Linked DNA regions of Mus musculus: region 2 is linked to region 1. The links are chromatin loops, found by intact Hi-C in ENCODE. Cell type or tissue: heart. All regions are shown on one strand. Each heading gives the region's core, and the rest is flanking DNA. Links, peaks and the distances in the headings are about the cores only.

What was found. A loop is a pair of places that touch in the nucleus more often than their neighbours do. Peaks named below come from ENCODE experiments on the same cell type or tissue, not always from the same donor. Only the 100,000 strongest peaks of a DNase experiment are listed, where the experiment ranks them.
Region 2: a loop joins it to region 1, with 2.5 times the contacts of the local background. A loop is called at or near these places in 2 of 42 quality-filtered maps.

What each region holds. Positions count from the first base shown.
Region 1 is chr16:73,479,095-73,484,484 of GRCm38, reverse strand. Gm41472 (a long non-coding RNA gene) reads right to left here and starts at 3,380. Exons shown (of 3, transcript XR_876158.1): 1 at 3,325-3,380. In heart, for the core only: no CTCF peak of the experiment used is centred there; a DNase peak (open chromatin) is centred at 2,114.
Region 2 is chr16:73,364,976-73,370,365 of GRCm38, reverse strand. All of the region lies in intron 3 of 4930500H12Rik (a long non-coding RNA gene), which reads right to left. Among named protein-coding and RNA genes, the nearest start is that of Gm25699, 55 kb to the left of the region's middle. In heart, for the core only: no CTCF peak of the experiment used is centred there; no DNase peak of the experiment used is centred there.

The DNA.
Region 1 (5,390 bases), core at 230-5,229:
GTAAGTCACAGGAATTCAAACCCCAGGGACTGGCCATATTTTCTTTAGATACTTTAAACACATTCAAGTACAGTGTCTTTAACCTGGAATTTGCTTGGATATGTGCAACAGATAAGACCCAAGATGTTGATGGAGTGTCCAAATGTATGCATACCAAAGGAAGGAAATGATTCTGTGTTCTTGCCTTTCTAGGCTCAGTTTCTAGCTTCTAGCACAAATACTCTCCAGTATCATGTTTTGGATGCCAGCAGAATTGCTTTCCTGGCATGCTTGAATGCATTGGAATCAAAATTATATAGTTCTGTATCAAGAAAGGCCATCTATGCAAAGTTTACTCACTCTACTTTATAAAAGATTGAATTTGGAAATCATAAGCAAAGAAAACATGTGCCTCGAAGAGGACCACAGATTCAGAAATATAAATATCAAAATAATTCAAATACCAAGAGTTACCACTTAAAGTTTCCATAAATTAGATATTCATCATCCTGTTAGTTTATGTTAAATATTCAACATGCAGTAGATGACTACTTTGGATGACACATCAGATCAGACAATGAGAATATTGGTAGAAAACTTGAGTCAGTTCCACTGAGTGGGTTATAGCATCAACAAATGTGTCACCTTTTCTGCTACTAAAGAGATCATTTTTTATGTGCATGAAATCATTCATACATACACTCTTTCTTTCACACACATACACATTCATACACATACACACTCACAACATAAGTTGTAAGAGACAACGAAATAGTCCTTCCTGTGCCAGACATAATGAATTCTCTTGCTGCCCTTAACACCCACAGGCTGTTCTGCCAAGTTTAGAACAATAACCATATGCAGCCTCACATGGCTTCAAGCATTTTTGTTTGTCCTTCTCTCCCTGAAACAGAGTAATTCCCTCTCTGCTTCAGTATTCTTTTCTTTCATAAGAAAAAGAAATCTAAGAAAAGCCTTAACAAATTACTGAAAAACCCTTTCATCCTGGATTGAAGTTTTAGCTTACTTTGTGGTTTGGGGTATGTGGGTGGTGAGCGAAATTCAACTTAGTAGACCAGAACAGTGTATACTTCTGACTAATACTGAGTACAAAATAGAAATCCATTTCTCACCACAGTAGGGGACACATGTGGTCAATGAAGGGAATGCTAGCCTGACTTCAATTATTTGTGGTCACAAAAGAACACAGAAATCTTAACTATGCAAAATTAAATGAACTGATTTTATCCCAAGATCTGTCATTGTATTAGAATAAGATCATTCTGTATGAATTTAATTTTTCAATTAAAACAATAGCAACATGTTTGTAGTTCTTTGTACCCTGCTCTGTACCACAAGAGCTAAGTTTAGGTGGGGTGCCTGTAAAATAACTGGGGGTAGCTCCCCTTCATTTGCTCAGAAAGAACTCCCATTAGGGAGGGGAAAAAAATCACAGGAAGGACACAATACCTGTACCACATGGCCATTTGGCCTTCACTTCTTTATAAACTGCTTTCCCTTCCCCCAACATCAAGGCAAAAAAAAAAAAAAAAAAATCACCAAACAGAATCTTGGTTCAACTGCAAGACAGTTTAAGGTCTGACTCCACAGATAGAGAAGCAATCATCCCTAATCGCCTCACACATGCCAAATGGAAAGTTTTTTTTTTTTTTTCAAAAGACCTCCACCAGAATGACTCTTGTCAGCGTTTGTGTTCTGACAGAATTGTTTCTGTGATTGTGCGCCCAATTTCCTCGAAAAGACTCTCCTGAAGTCCTCTCTGAACACAAGAGGAAAATGAGCAATGGGTTCTTGTGCTTTATTAGTGGTGGGGGAGGGGGGCGCTTTTTACAAAGATCTCAAAAGGACTAGGACTGGAAAAGACAGTCAAGATGGAGACAATACCCTTACAAAGTGTTTGGGTTGTCCAAGAGGGTTTTTGTTATTCCCAGGAAAGGGAAATAATCAAGGCCCCCCAACGAAGACTTTCTTAGGCATAATAAATAATGGGGCTCACTATACTCTACACTTGCTTCTGCCTTCTGCGTCTGTATCATAAATATGCACCTTAGCAAGTCAGCTATTTTGAGAACACGGAAGCTACACTGGGTTATTTATACAGGCACGCTATGTTCTGGAAAGGTGCTGGGACTTGTTATCTGTCTGTGTGAAAAAAAAAAAAAGTGTTTGCTCTCTGTCCTGAAATGAGTTGCGAGGGACTCACTAAGTATCTGAAACTTCTGACAGGGACAGAAGACGCAGGGAAGCTTGAAAGACTGTAATTCTCACAGGTGCCATTGCACTACCCATTGAGAACAGGGGAACCACAGCACAGTTCCTTGAGCAACCATGACTGCTCTGCTTCTGTTGCTAATAAAACGATGAATAATAGCTTTTAGTATTTGTTGAGTCTGGCTTTTTTGTTATTTTATTTTTATTTATTCATTTTCATGTCTGGTTTTTAACCCAGACGTCCAGCTGTTGAAGGATTTTTGAGACACAAAACAAACACCACACCCTCATTAGGTCAGAACTCTTTTCTATCTACGTCCCTGGAGCACGATTTCTATGAGTAGATTTTCTTTTATTAGGCTCCTTAGCAATGAAGTAATCATATTTATTAGGCAAAGTTAAACGTGTACATTTGACTTTTGTTCGTGTTAGGTGAGATAAAAATCCTGGCATACTGCTGAACTATTCTGTATGACATAAGACACTTTATTTTTCTATTTCACTAGGTTATTCCAATACAGATAATAAATAGACTCTTCTAACAAAGAATATATAGAAACTGAAAATGGTGCAGAGTGTGACATTATTTAATATGAGAGCAGAAAGTGGGTTCAGTGAATTGATGCCCTGATTCAATATTCTAACTTTGCTCTGGAAAATCATTGAGATAGTGATTCATCCACACATTTCATAAATCCGTTAAAGAAGATTGTTTACCAGGGAATGACCCAGCATCCTAATCCATTATTGTTGTTGTTGCTATTGCTAATAATACCAAAGACTGCGTGCATTATAAAGAAAGAAGTTTTAGTTTGGGTCACAATTATGGTCTGAGGTCAAGATATTACACCTGAAAATGGTCTTCTTCCCAAGTCTCCACTTTAAAAATGAAGCTTAAAATAATAGTGCCTTTAATCCCAGAATTCATGAGGCAAAGGCAGGTGGATCTCTGAGAGTTTGAGACCAACCTGGTCAGACCAGATTACATAGAGTGACTATGTCTCAATACAAAAGCAAATAAGCAAAACAAAAAGTCAAAACAAACAAAAGAAAATGGACCATGTTTTTTTTTAAACCTTTGGTTTCCAAATTTTACCATCCCCTCAGACTTACCATACAAATGAATGTGATTGTTTGGAAGACTGAATGCGGTAGCTCTTTACTATTCTTCTCTCCTTCCCGGAAAAGAGTTTTATATCCTATGAAAGAGAGTGAGACATGTTGATCTTCGTGGATTTGTGTATCATTAGATAGTAGGCATGTGACCATCATAGTAACCCGCGTTCTCTTATCCATCTTGACAACTTCACACTCTATCTCAGGGCAGTGATGTCTCTAAGATACAAAGAGGCAGCATAAGCAAGATAAAGTAATTGGATAACAGAATGAAATGATTGAAATAAAATTATGTTTCTATCACTTCCTTAGAAACCCAGTGCTTATTATTCAGTAAGGAAGATAGTAATGAGGTTTGAATACCATCCATTTTAAACTAACATGTTCTAAGTACCTAGGTAGAAAGATAAAAATTTAATCGATCATGGAGATATCTTCAGACATTTAGTGTCAGGTATATAGTTTGAATGGGTATGAACAGTCATTCTGAAAAATGTTTAGAGACTATATGTGTCAATTTTATGAGATATTTTCTTTGAAATTGTTAAGCCACCATAAATGTAAGAATGTCCATAAGAAAAATAAGGAATTATATAATATAATCACACACTAATATATATATATATATACACATATATTCTCATATATATATTCTCATATATATTTTCATATATAATTCGCATATATAGTTCTCATACACACACACACACACACACACACACACATATATATATGAGAATTATGTGTGTATGTGTGTGCACATGTAAGGGGTGTGTGCATATAGTTGGGTAAGCATGCATGTGGAGACAAGAGGGAAACCTGATGCGGCATTCTTCGGATCCTACCCTTCCCCCTTTTTCGGAAAGAGAGAGACGATCTCTCACTCACCTGGTGCTGATAGACACACTAATGAAAAAGCCCCAGGGACAACTCAGCTGTACTTAGGAAGACCAGGAATTACAATCTGATGCTGACCACATTTTCTTCTGAAGTTGGGTTCTTAAAGCACCCTACCAACTGAGCTAACTCCTCAACAGCTACCAGCTCAAGAATTTTTTCTTAAAATGAATGATAATTGGCATTTTTTGTCTTTTGTTAGTTACCTATTTGATGATTGGTTACATTTTAAAAATTGTGGCTCATGGACTTCACTGTATTCATCCAAAATGTCAAAGCTATGATGTTGGGTCATTCATTGGTTATGATGAGGTAGTTTTCATACCTATGTTTTGATGACTTATTGTAGGTAGAAAAGTCAGAAGCTAATCCCAAGAAATATACCGTGTACATATTTATTTTATTTGTATTAAGCTGAATTATTCCAAAATCTCCGATGCAACAGATACTTCCCAGAGCAGGACAATAGGGTCACAGGTCAGAGGGTGGATGACACCTGGATGATTTAGCTCTTTGCATCTAACACATTCCTTGAGAATTGTGAGTAATAAACATCTTGAAAGTCATGCATTGTTATTATTTTTGTTTGGGGCTTTATGAGAACTGCAATCATTTTAGAGGACTTAGAGTATCTTCAAAAGGGAAAGATTGATTTATGCCATAATCAATTGCTTACCTACAGCTTTAACATGGTTATTTATACACTGCTTAATCTATTACTTTATTTAATGGTTACTTTTATTGTATGTTCAATTAATGTTGTAAACAGAATATTGATTCTAAGGATGGTGCTTTTTTTTTATAAAATATGTCTGATCATAAAAGTGGCCATCAAAATTAGAAATATAAAAATGAATCCGAGACGTGTTTCACTAACAGTTGGAAGTGTGTGTAAACCTCTGCTTCTGAGTTATAGACGCGGGTGACAAATCAAATGTCAGAAGCACATATCTCAGAGCAGTGTCACTTCTAGTGGCAATTACCCTATCAAACATCCTTCAATCCTGTTTTAGAAGAATCTGGCATACAAGGGAGTTACGTAGGAAATTTAAACTTCAGACATCATTTTGTGAGGGTTTAAGTTTAGGAATATTGAGACTCAGAGATGTACATAAAGGATCAAAAACACAATTCGTCATTAATTTAGTCATGTTCCATACATATCC
Region 2 (5,390 bases), core at 97-5,096, 110 kb after region 1:
AAGTGAAAATAAAAAGAGAAATCATAAAGGAGAGAATCCAGCTGGATCTAAGGAGCAACTTCTTAATCTTTTCATGTTTGGGAGCTAAGCTATTCAAATTTTTCATTCAGTCACAATAATTCAGGTCATAGATATACAAATTAAGCTACTACATACAAATTAAGCTACTACATACACATCCCCTGTGTTGTCTATTGAGATAGGTACTTCATGCAGTACGTGAGTCATACATTTCAGTACCATAATACATTTTAATATCGTAAAATATTCTGCTCCATGGGCAGCTTCAGAAAGCCAACATGTGTGAGAGACTGCTATTGCTGTGCCCTGTGGAAGCAATGAATGTTCCCAGTGTCATTCCTTAGTATGGTTGGTGCTGTACTTGGCCCCACTTTGATCTATCTTCCTTCCTTCCTTCCTTCCTTCCTTCCTTCCTTCCTTCCTTCCTTCCTCCCTCCCTTCCTCCCTTCCTTCCTTCCTTCTTTCCTTCCTTTCTTTGCTCAAAGAAACACACTCCACAAGAGAAGATGAGAATAGAAACTATCGGGCTGCAGACTATCAGAAAAGACAGAAAGCTCTGTAGATGAGGAATGTTGCCACAGAAGGAAGAGTGTAGAAGCCGCCGTCTGGCAGAGAGACAGATCTGAATCTGCTAGTACTGTAATAAATTATGCGACTCCAAGGCTAGAGAGGACATCCAGGACCATTTTCCCCATTCTCTCTTCTGAAAGGCGGGGAGAGAGATCAAGATGAACTAGGCAATATATTCAAAGTCTATCAGTAACCCTGATAGCATCAGGACTACATCTCTCATCAAGGAGATTCGATGGTTTTGTTTGAAGTACAGGCAAGGCAGCCTTAATCCATATGCCATGGGTGAGCGGTGCTTGTGCATAATAGACATGTGTGCATGTTAAATGTATACACGAGATAATTAATTCCAGGGAATGGCTTGTAAATGAGAGGGGGGGAAAGGTGTCATTGTTTATTGAAAATGGGAAATTTTAGACATTAATTTCAGACTGGTAAGCCTCAGGTGAAATTTTCTCCTTTCAATGCACCCCCCACTATTCACAGTCTTAAAACTTCATCTTTTCTTTAAAGTGAATTTTATTCTGCCTCACCCCCACCCCTTACTCAATTAAAAAAAAAAGAGGTAATTCGGATTCTTAGGGTGAACATTGTTTCATTTTCCTTTGTTCAAAACCACTTATACTGACACCTTTCAGAGTCTGCTCCTCTTATTTAAGACTCCCCTGTGTTGCCTCTTTGTCTTTTATGAGCGAAAATTTCCCGAGATTTACTCTGTTCGGAAGGAACAAAGACTAGGCAGCTGGGTATGCATCCCAGCACAGCAAACAGCCGAGGCTCTTTCCCATCCCTGGGAGTCCCTTGCTTGTTTGTTTGTATTTGAACAGCCAGAAGGGACCTAACAGGATTCCACCTGGACTGCCTGAGCCCTGGACTCCGTTTGCAGCTTGAGTGTGAACGCTGAGTTCTAAAGGCAGGCAAGAGTCAGAGGCAGTCCACTGTTTGGAGTCACACAAGAACACCGAACTGCACCACCATAGCATAAATGCAGAGGAGGACGGAGGTCAGACCCATGCAGGATCCCTGATCTCTGCTAAAGCCCCTTGAGCCCCTGTCCTTGACCCCCACTACTTCCTGGGATCCTTCCTCTCGCTCCTCCTCAGCTCAGCCTAATATTTGGCTGTGGACTCTGCATCTGCTCCCATCAGTTGCTGGATGAAGTCCCTCTGATTTTTCTGATGACGATTTTGCTAGGCTCCAGTCCTAGCACATCCTAGAAGCAGGACAAAACTACAGGTCGGAGGTTTTCGGGCTGGGTCGGGGCCCCAGTCCCTGAATTTGAGACCTCGCCTGGTTGCAGAGGATGGAGTTTCAGATTCCATTTCTCCCATTGCTAGGATTCTTTGCTAGTGTCACCCTCATCCAGCCGTGATATGAGAATATGTGCCTGGTCTTATTGTCGCTTGTTATAGCATATTTGGTTGATGATCCTGAAAGGCCTGCTCTTTTCTGAAGAGAGGTGAAGCGGGGAACGGTGGATCCATGGGAAAGGGGAAGCAGCAAGGAGAGACTGGGGTAGGATCAGGGGAAATTGTAGTTGGGATGTAATATATGAGAGAAGAATAAACAAAAAGAAAAAAAAGAAAGAAATTTATTTCCACATAATACTTTGATAAACAAAAAGTGAGTCCTAGCAGCCGTTCTGAGGCAGTCCGCACAAGTCACACCCCTTCCGTCACCACAGCTCTGGACAGTTTTAAATCTTCCTGGAAGGCTGAGTTTTACAACTACCACAATATACAGAATACATTTGAGTCTCTCTGAGGTGAGGGAAATTGATGAGATGGGAGGAGATAGAAGCAGGAATACTGGCTACCTGGAAGCTCTAAGCTTAAAAGAGAAGGATAAGAAATCTACCGAAATCCATACTAACAACAACAAAAGCTGGATTAATAACTCACTCAGTCAGCCTTTCATGTGGATCTTTCTAAAGAAACGAGGCTATTTTGTCAAAATAATAAGCATGTTTTCTGATGGCTGTCCTGCTAAAAATATAGCTTCCACACAGAAGCGGCGACGCGTTCTTGAAATAGCTCCATTTGGCTTGCATCGCTGCGTGTCCTCATCTTAACTGGATGCGAACTGTCTAATGTCCTAAATGAAAGTAATTTTTGGACTCAGTGAAGTTGCGCATCTGACAAGCCCTTCCAGATGTGATTATGTAGAAATATTTCATACAGCTGCAAATTGGGCAGGGGGAGGGGGCGTTTGGGGAAGTTATATATAAAATCACTTTTAGGGAGCCTTTTTTTGGTTTGCAGTATTGGAAGGTGGACCATAAGACACACAGCACAGATGAATCACGCGCTGCACTGAGCTGGGGAAGCCTTTGCCTGGACTGTGAATAGCAGATAGCTTTGCTTCACCCTTTCAGGCTAACCCATAGCGCGTAAGGAAAAGCATTGTATCAATTCATCATGCCTTTGTTCGCAGCAACAGCGGGTGTTGTTAAAGCCTTATGTCCTGCCTGTGACAGTGTTCCAGAAACCTGACCTGCCACAATAGAAATTGCTGAAAAGAACAGCAACTGTACCGGACTTGAAGATTGTACCATGATACTTCACAGGCAGAGATAATAGGATTCCGTTACTTTATTTTTCTGCTGCTTATCAGAAGAATGGATATGTTTGGATACATATGTATGTATGTAGATAGGTAGGTAGGTAGGTTTTTTTTTGTGTGTGTCCTTGTACACATAGTATGCCTAGTAATGACAGACTCTTCATTTCAAATTTCAGAAGTTCATTAGCTGGTGACAGAGGTCAGGGACAAATTTTGATAAGAATGTTATTAATCAGGGACCAGAGAGATAGCTCAGTAGTTGAAGAACCTGAGTTTGGTCTCCAGCATCCTATTGTGAGAAACCCTATTGGGTTGCTAACAAACACCTAGAACTTGAACTTTAGGACATTCCTTATGGACTTCCAGCCTCCATTAGCACCTGCATCACCTACAGACCGACATATACATATACACATGTACACATAAAGCAAAAACTAAATAGATAGTATTATAAACTAGCTGATATATGCCCAACTTGATCCAAAACCCTGAAACAACCGAGGCTTATTCATGGGTCAGAGAGCAACTGCCTTGTTCCACGGGGGACCCTGTGCTACCCACTCCCTTCTTTCAGCCTACCAAGCTATGTATGGAATATAGTCTCATCTCATGGCTTTCTGACATCTTTGAGACTTGACTCTTTGCCGGAACAATGTTACTGTCCCTGCTAAATACCACTGAGCACAGCAAGGCCCAGAGCTAGTACTGGCTAATAAAAGGTGAGGAAGTGAACTTTGCTTCTTCGTTAGAGTAGCTAAACATCACATTGGCCAAAGAGTCCAGAGAGGAAAAGAATTTGTCCGTTTTTAAAAAAATCTACTACAGAAGATTTAAGTTGTCCCTGAATTTACTGTCAACATAGGAGAGACCACTACTGGTATGTACTTGGCAGGAACCACATATATGAAGTTGTTGAGAGATGGGAAGGGCAATAGATCCCTCAGCTGGACATAGTTATGACTGTGAGAACCAATGTGTCATAGATACACTGGCTTTTATATTCTACACTCTTATAGAATGTAGAAAGCTGTATAAAGAGGAAACTGTTCTCTGTGGCAGTGGAATTTGGGTAATAGAGGGAGTGGAAGATCACACTGGCTAAGGACCATAAAATTCAAGTGAATGTGGCAAAACTGTGACAAGAGTCATCAGAACAGAGGAGCCCTGATAACAGTGAAACCACACGATTTGAATGACTTCTAGAAAACTGCTTCATGACTTTAGCTTGTCTTTCTTTGGGTGATTTGTAGAAGTTCTTACTAAATTAAATCAATTAAATCTAAACTGCCCTTCTGTTTACACCGATATTAACCGGTTACTCAGACTAACACAAAGAGCCGTCACCATCCAGGTACAAGGCTAAGAGTATGTAAGTGAAAGGAAAAAAAGATCAGGATTAACAATGTCAAATGCTGAACTATGGGAATTATAGCTGCCTGACAAAATTCTGTAGGAACCAAAGTCCTGAAATACACAAATTTGCAAGCCAGATGTGAAGTTATTTTTTTCTTAAGGTGAGACAGAAATAATTGAAAATAATAAATTGATTGCATATGATGAGTAATCTTGGAATCATTATAACTGAAATCCAAGTACATTTCTACATAACAAGGCAGAACGTCTTCCAGAGTGAATTTATTTTTATAATGAACATCATAATACCTGAGTTTGAAATATTATCTGCCCAGTGTATGCGGTGGGGAGGTATAGAGGTATATGTGTGTGTGCATACATACACTGTATATTCATCTTCAAAACACAGATTTGGGTAACACCTGGAGATTAACGTCATCACATTGTGTCTCTTCTTCAGGTTATCTGGAGTTTGTTTTTTGATACAGGGTTTCTCATTAAACCCAGAACTCACTGACTCAACCAAGCTAGCTGACCCCTGAGCTCCAGAGAGAGCCACTGTCTCTGCCTCCCTAATGCTGGGATTAGAGTTGTGTACTGCCACATCCAGCTTTTCATGTGATTGCTGGGTATCCAAGCTCAGGTCCTCCTGCCTGCAAGCTAAAACATCTTCCAGGATCCCCTGCTCCATGTTTATATTTCCAAATATGCAAACATTTTACATGATACTAGAAATAAAACAGAAATCATGCTGCTGCTGCTGCTTCTTCTTCTTCTTCTTCTTCTTCTTCTTCTTCTTCTTCTTCTTCTTCTTCTTCTTCTTCTTCTTCCTCTTCTTCTTCCTCTTCCTCTTCCTCTTCCTCTTCCTCTTCCTCTTCCTCTTC